Regions from separate parts of the Homo sapiens genome. Here region 2 is linked to region 1. A link is a contact called in ENCODE Hi-C or POLR2A ChIA-PET data. All regions are on one chromosome and are shown on one strand. The core of a region is the stretch at or near the end of the contact, and the rest is flanking DNA. Distances in the headings are between cores, read along the strand shown.

Evidence for each region. A loop is a pair of places that touch in the nucleus more often than their neighbours do. ChIA-PET counts read pairs that join two places held with the same protein, here RNA polymerase II (POLR2A). Pooled maps may share reads with other maps.
Region 2: a map of naive thymus-derived CD4-positive, alpha-beta T cell shows a loop between it and region 1 (19-fold over the local background). The contact joins the promoter of SWT1 here to the promoter of XPR1 in region 1. A Hi-C loop is called at or near these places in 1 of 168 maps with a recorded cell type or tissue (naive thymus-derived CD4-positive, alpha-beta T cell) and 9 of 50 pooled maps. POLR2A ChIA-PET finds 5 or more read pairs at or near these places in 1 of 52 experiments (T-cell).

What each region holds. Positions count from the first base shown.
Region 1 is chr1:180,630,446-180,633,951 of GRCh38, reverse strand. It overlaps XPR1 (xenotropic and polytropic retrovirus receptor 1), which reads right to left and starts at 1,930. Exons shown (of 15, transcript NM_004736.4): 1 at 1,682-1,930. The coding sequence starts at 1,750. RefSeq lists enhancers at 1,065-1,565, 1,566-2,066 and a silencer at 1,191-1,570.
Region 2 is chr1:185,155,598-185,159,103 of GRCh38, reverse strand. SWT1 (SWT1 RNA endoribonuclease homolog) reads right to left here and starts at 1,937. Exons shown (of 19, transcript NM_017673.7): 1 at 1,790-1,937. It overlaps TRMT1L (tRNA methyltransferase 1L), which reads left to right and starts at 2,151. Exons shown (of 15, transcript NM_030934.5): 1 at 2,151-2,626. The coding sequence starts at 2,392. RefSeq lists silencers at 1,545-1,664, 2,405-2,654 and enhancers at 2,205-2,314, 2,158-3,063.

The DNA of each region.
Region 1 (3,506 bases), core at 681-3,180:
ACATCCAGCCACTATTACTTCTGCCCAAAGCATTCCATGCTACATAACAAATATAAGATGTGCTTCAGCATGCTCCTATCCTGTGCCTCTGTGAAGAACTGGCAGTGGTGCTGAAAATTACTACTAGAAAGATGAAAGACCAATACCCTTCTTTCAATAAAAACCATCACTTGGATTCTAGCCAAGGTTTTAAAACTAAATGTTATTAGAAACAATAAATCAACTCTGCAGGCTGAAATGTTAGTCCCTTATTTCACTCATTCTTACAAAACATGGCCACAAAATACTGTAAGAAATTGAGTGACAATAAAGCATTAATAATTATAGGCCTTTCATTTCTAGCAATAATGAAATACTCTAGGTTGCAAGTGAATTTATTTCACAATATTCAAGATTCCGTTTAACCTACCTGCATCTCTTTCCCTGTCTTCTTCAATTATTACAATGGCTATATGAATAAATACACTCACTGCTATTGCCCAAACCTCCTATCACTAAACTTATATAAAAATTAAATGGAGAACTAAAATAGTTTAATTCATAAAATCTAGCTAAGTTATGTGTGTTCATATTGATTTTATATTCTTTGTTCCTGCACACAAAACAGATGTGAATTCCTGGAGGTTACAGATAAGTCTGTCTTTCTCTATCCAGGAGCTGAATTGCCAGCTACTGAGAATAACCTATTGCAATGCTTAAAGCCTCTTAGGTATCTTGTCTTCTGAACATATAAATGGGTTCATTATCTTTATTTTTCCCTTTATTAATGTAAGGTTCCTTATTATCTATTAAATACCTTCCAGCAGTGTTAGCACAGAAATTGGGAGGGAATGGGGAGCATGATTTCTGTAATACACAGGTAAGGTATATTGTTTACAATATACTAATTTTCTCCCCAGCTAGCAAAAACTTAGCAGAAAATAAAAAAATGTTAATAATTCTCTTCTCTCCTTTCTCTTCCCTCCATTCCAAAACAAGAGGCAAAAACAAAGATGTTATTACTCTGTAGACTTCATGCAATCAGTAAAAAGAGTCTTATTATCAAAGCAGAATAGTTGATTACAACGTGTTTACAAAAACTATAACCACTACATATGTGATACACACTTAAGTCAAGTTTCAACCCCGTTACAAAGCCTTTGTCAACAGTGGGCAAGTGGGAAAAAGCCGAAGGGCTCTTTGGAATGAAGGAAATCACTGGAGGGGCTTCTCTTGGAAGACAAGGATTCCTTGGTGAGAGGTGTAGAGAGAGAAACAAGACCTAACCTTGGCGAGGGGGCGCTCGCCCAGGGTGGGGACGAGAGGTCAGGGCGAGTGGGGAGAAGGGGATTAGCGCGGAACAGCCGCGACCCGGGGCTGCCCTCGCACCGTGACTCCCCCACCTGCAGCTCACCCTCCCACCGTTCCCCGGCCCCGGCCCCGGCCCGGGCAGCGCCTTTCCTCCCGGCCCTCCGCCTGCATATCCGTTACCCCGGCGGCAGCGGGGCTGCGGGGGAGGGGAAGGACAGCGGAGCCGGGAGGCGGCCGGCCGCGGCGGGGATGCCGCAGTGGCTCCCCGCGGCAGCGGGTCAAAGTCTGCCCGGGCACAGGGAGCCAGCTGAAGCGGAAGGCGGCGGTGGACGTCAGGACTGGCGAGATGGTGGCCCCTCCGAGTCCTCCCACACCCCAGCCGTGCCGGTACCTCATACTGGATGTATTGCTTCCTCCACTCGGGAGTGATGTGCGCGGAGAGGTGCTCGGCGAACTTCATCCTGCCGTTTCCCCCTCACTCCCACTCGGGTCCAGCAGCTACAGGCGGCGGCGGCAACAGCGACTCCGACTCCTCCCCACATGGGCCCCGGCGCGGCGCGGCGCTGCGCTTCTCTCCTCCTCCGCCGCCGCCGAGGTCTCTTCAGAGCAGCCCGCCCGCCATCTTCCTCCTCCTCTCCATAGCCCCGCCCCTCCCCGCCCTCTGGACGTCATCGCCATGGTAACCGCCTACACCGCCCTGACGAAGGGGGTGCTGTAAGGGGTGGGGCTTGGGTACGCTTCTTAAGACTCCGCCCCTTGTGGGCCGTACGTGCTGGAGGCACCTCCCTGGATCTCTTCAGTCTGGCTCCTGTTGGCCTACAGCTGCTTTCTACCGCCTGTCTGGGAAGCAGCAGTGTTGTTACTGCAGTTAATATTAATACTGTAGCAACAATAATCCACACAAGACGTTTATATTTACAAAGAACTGTGCAAATATTTTTCCATTTTGATATTTATGCTTCATAAAACCTTTAAGAAATGGATCAGCACTAATCCAAACTAAGAAGCTAAAACAGTTCAGGACTAAATGTATTTAAAGGAACAGTATTTTACACACTCTAGGTGCTCAATAAGTGCTTATTGAATTTAATTAAAGACATCAATGCCAAAAAGTGCATGCTGCTTCTGAATTTCAATGTAATTGTCTAGTCCAGGGGCTATCAGAAAAGCCAATAAAAACACCAAATGAGGGTACCGACCGCACTTGTAAACTGAGCTTCCTGGGGTTGGGGGTGAGGGTTGGGAGGGAAACCAACGTTGAGAGGAAAGAGAACCCCGTAGAAGTACAGCTCTAAGCCCACCCCAGTAAAACCGGAAACAGGCCCAGCACCCAGGCTGAAGTGTCCCTGGGGAACATGGGCAGAGATCACTCACAGAGCTCTGTACTACATTGAGTGTGGGAGTGATTGTCTTGGAAGTCCCAATTCAGGACAGAAACCCAGGTCCTACCCTGGGTGGAGGAGACCTAATAATAATTTATTGAGCACTCACTGTTCCTGTACCAAGTGCTATTCTAAACCTCTTACATGTACTTTGTCCCTTGATTCTAACATTTTTTTTTTTGGTCTCGCTTTGTTGCCCAGGCTGGAGTGCAGTCACACCATCATGGTTCACTGCAGCCTTACCTCACATAGGTTTGTGAGCCATCCTCCCACCTCAGCCCCCTGAGTAGCTGGGACTACAGGCACATGCCATTATGCCAAACTAATTTTTTTGTTTATTTTTGGGAGAGATGTGGGTCTTGCTATGTTGCCCAGGCTGGTCTTGAGCTCCTGAGCTAAAACAGTCCTCCCACCTAGGCCTCCTAAAGTGCTGGAATTACAGGCATGAGCCACCTTGCTCAGCCTAACCCTCACAATTTTGATGAGATTTCAAGATTTACTAGGGAACTGCTATGCCTGGAGCAGTGCTCTGAGATATCATTCTCTGCTGTTGTCTTTTTTTCTCCATGTACTTTTTTCCCCTTTCTCTTCCCCTTAATTCATGCCAATAGGGATTCTGCAATCATTTCCCCAGGAGAGGGATGACACAAGATGGAAAATAGGCATAGACTATGAGTCTTTCTGGCTTTTTCTGTATAAAAGCCTTAACCTCTGGTGAAAGGGTAATCAAGGTCAAAAAAATAAAGAAAGAAGAGTGAGGACTCCTCTCACCTCAGACCTCCGTCTGCTCACCATAAAGATTCCCCTCTGCTGGAGGTAAACCTTGCCAGGAGA
Region 2 (3,506 bases), core at 688-3,187, 4.5 Mb before region 1:
CTGTCTTGGACTGCTCACTCTAGGGAAAGTCAGAGTGTCATGAGGACACTCAAACAGCCCATGGAAAGGCTCGCAAGGGAAGAACTACTGGCATCTTGCCAACAACCAGAACCAACTAACAGCCAGGCATGTGAGTGTGTTACCTTTGAAGCTGATGATCCTGCACCCCTAATCAAGTGACATGACAGCAGCCCTGGCACATATCTTCACTGCAACCTCAGGAGACCCAAAGCCAGATCAACCCAGAAAGTCATTTCTGAGTTCCTGACCCACAGAAACTGTGGAGTAATAAATGTTTACTGTTGTTTTAAGCTACTATGTTTTGGTATAACTTATGCAGTAGCAATAGATGAATAACATTATTTAATTCTTCAAACATTGACGATTCCTTCTTCAGGATGTCTTACAAGCACAGACCATGCTTAGAAATTCTTACAAAAATTCCCACAGAATCCAGACACTAAAATCTGACCCTTTTAATCTGGTTTCCAGCTGGTGTTAAATGACATTAACATACTGAATCTAGCTTTCAGTTAACCATCTAGTCATTTAGAAATAAAAAATCATCATGAACGACAGTAAAAAAAAAAAAAAGAAATGAGAACAAGAATTATTGGATGATGCACAGATATAGTTAGCATTTCTGTAAGTTATAGTCAGTGTTATCCCATTTTTAATTGACTGTTGAGCCATGAGTCAACTACACATTCAGGAATACTAGATAAAAGCTGTACGGGACGATCAGTAAAAGGGATTTAGGACTATAACTCACAGAAGCTCCACAGGGATAATCTGTTCCCATTAAACTGGGGAGAGGTTAAACACACACACACACCCCTCCAGATATATACTTCTTAACTATAGGGGGAGGAGTTAATTTCCAGTTAGTGCTTCAAAGTGCCAAATAATCATGCTATCTCTTCCCCGGGGTTCTGAAACAAGTAGGAAACAAATAGACCAAGAAGATTGGCGTTTATCAACTTAATTAACTAAGAAAAGCTAACTGGAAGCGCGCGTCTTGTTCTTGAGACTAAATTGGGCTTCCCTCTCCTGCCCTGATGCCTAGAAGGTTCGGACCAAGCCCAAGCAGGGCAGCCAGAAAGTTCACGTTTTTCTCCTTTCTGTCCCAGTGGATTTATCGCGGGGGGACAGAAGAAAGAAACAAGAAAGGCTCGAATGTCAAGTAGGCACTAAGAGTGAAGGGGAGAGAAGTACGGGGGACAGGGGACTCGCTAGCATATGTTTTGGGGATCTGAAACGCATCAAAATTAAATGCCCCGAAGCTCTACCCACTCAGAGCTCTGGTTATTAAAAGCCTGAAAACAAAGCAAAATAGAGCAAAACAACTAATTTCTATCCACTGGCCACACCGCAGAACTGCTGATACTGGCAACATGAAGACTAAAGCAAAAATAAAAACAAAGGAAAAGAGTGTTCGGGTCACGGTGTAGGTGAGGGTGCGAAATGAAGAACAGACCCTAATTCCAAGTCAGCTGGATGGACAGGCAAGCTCGTCAGCTGCTAGTAAACCGCCGCGGGCCCGCGGGCTCCGCACGAACCGACCAGACCCCAACACCGGGCAAGGGGCAGCCCCGGAGGCAAGCCGGGCCAGAACCACACCCTCCACGGAGCTGGCTCGTCCCCGGACCCGCCCACAGAGTCGCCCCGCCCAGGTCCGTGTGACTCCTGAGTCCCCAGTCCGGCCGGCCGCCCGCCCGCCAGTATACTTGGGGCGGGGGACGAGGGGGAACCTGCCCAGCAAAACGTCAACGCACCCCGCAGTTCCTACCTTACCAGCGCCGGCGGCAGTGGCAACTCCGGAGCCCCAAGCCAAAGGAGAGGGACCCCCGCCTCCCAACACACACACACACCCCGCCCCACCAACTGTATGCCTGCTGGGAAACGTAGTTCTGCGCCCGCATCCGCACTACCTACTCACCGCCCCACAGCGCTCGCTTAGATTTGCATTTACTTCCTCCGAGGCTTGAACTCCGGCCCCGCCCCCAGACTGCGCAGTGTATCCTGGGTGCTGTAGTCTTTGTTCGGTTTGGTGGTTGGCCGGTGGGCCGGAGACGCACCGTAGAAACCGAACCCTCTTACCCAATTGGACGCCGTCCCCAGTACGCTTCTGCGCAGTTTGTGGTGGCGTCGTAACGCCTCGGGGAAAGGGAAGCGGACGGGCATCTGGAATCGCTGCCTCTGGCTTTCTGTTTTCTACTAACAGGATTTGGTCACTGGTTCTTCATCTTTTGTCTGTTGCACGCATCCCGCCCTCCCCACTTGCTTCCCCACTCCTTGGATCCAGCCCTGTGGGCATTCACGTCAGTTCTCTGACCCCGCCGTGAGCCCCGCTCCGGGTCCCCGGGCGGGCTTGGCACGGAGGCGGTAACTATGGAGAATATGGCGGAGGAGGAGCTGCTGCCCCTGGAGAAGGAGGAGGTGGAGGTGGCCCAGGTCCAGGTCCCGACCCCGGCCCGGGACTCGGCTGGGGTCCCAGCTCCGGCCCCGGATTCGGCTCTGGACTCGGCTCCGACTCCGGCCTCGGCTCCAGCCCCAGCCCCTGCCCTGGCCCAGGCTCCGGCCCTGTCCCCGTCCCTAGCCTCTGCCCCTGAGGAGGCTAAAAGCAGTAAGTGCAGAAGGCCCAGATCTTTCTGCTGCAGAAGAGAGAAAGTGCGCCTTGCTGGGAAGTAGGGGAGGCCCTTCACCGGGATGGTTTTTATGGGGCAAGGCAGGTTTAGGAAAATGGTGGGGAGGAAAGAGGGGCCCGTGTAGCGGCTAAAGCAGGGTTACAGAATGGGAGACGGCATCTTCATAAGCCTCGAGGATGTCACGGTGAGGGATATGCGGAGAGCAGGAATGCTGCAGATAGAAGGAAATAATGAGGTTAAGGGCTTTTTCTTAAAAGGGAGTCTTTTTAAGGTACAAAAATAGGAAGTTACACATAATTTGGTAGTTTCCCGCAGTCCAGTCTGCCATGGTTAACTAAGTTCTTTCAAATGTGACATAGTAACCGAGGCAACCTGTTTACGGTAGTAGATCCTAGCTGCCAACATTTCTAAACCATTACTGTCAACTAGCTTTTCTGCTTCGACAGCCACAAGGAGATGAGTTTTTCTCATTTCAGTTTTCTTTTCCCCCGCTAGCAGCTTGCCTCCGAAAAGATTTTGAGGCTGAGTAGTAGTTTAGGAAAGAGTCGACTAAATTTACGGATGTTTTCCCCCATACATAAATACCAATTGAGTTTTGTACTCCATTCCATCAGAAATAGACTGTTGAGAATTAATGGCCCATATTATTGTGCTTCTGAATGTGCCTGCATGTTTTCTAAGTGGTGGTTTATTGGACCATATAGGAATTTAAAAGACTGATGAGTAACACTTTCTTAAGGATCTTCTAACATTTTAAAATGTAAGGTCTAAGAAAGACATAATTTAAGTTCTTTTAACATTTAGTTTGTGGTCATAAGTTGACCTTTATGTGCTTTCTGAATTGGAACTTAAAATAAT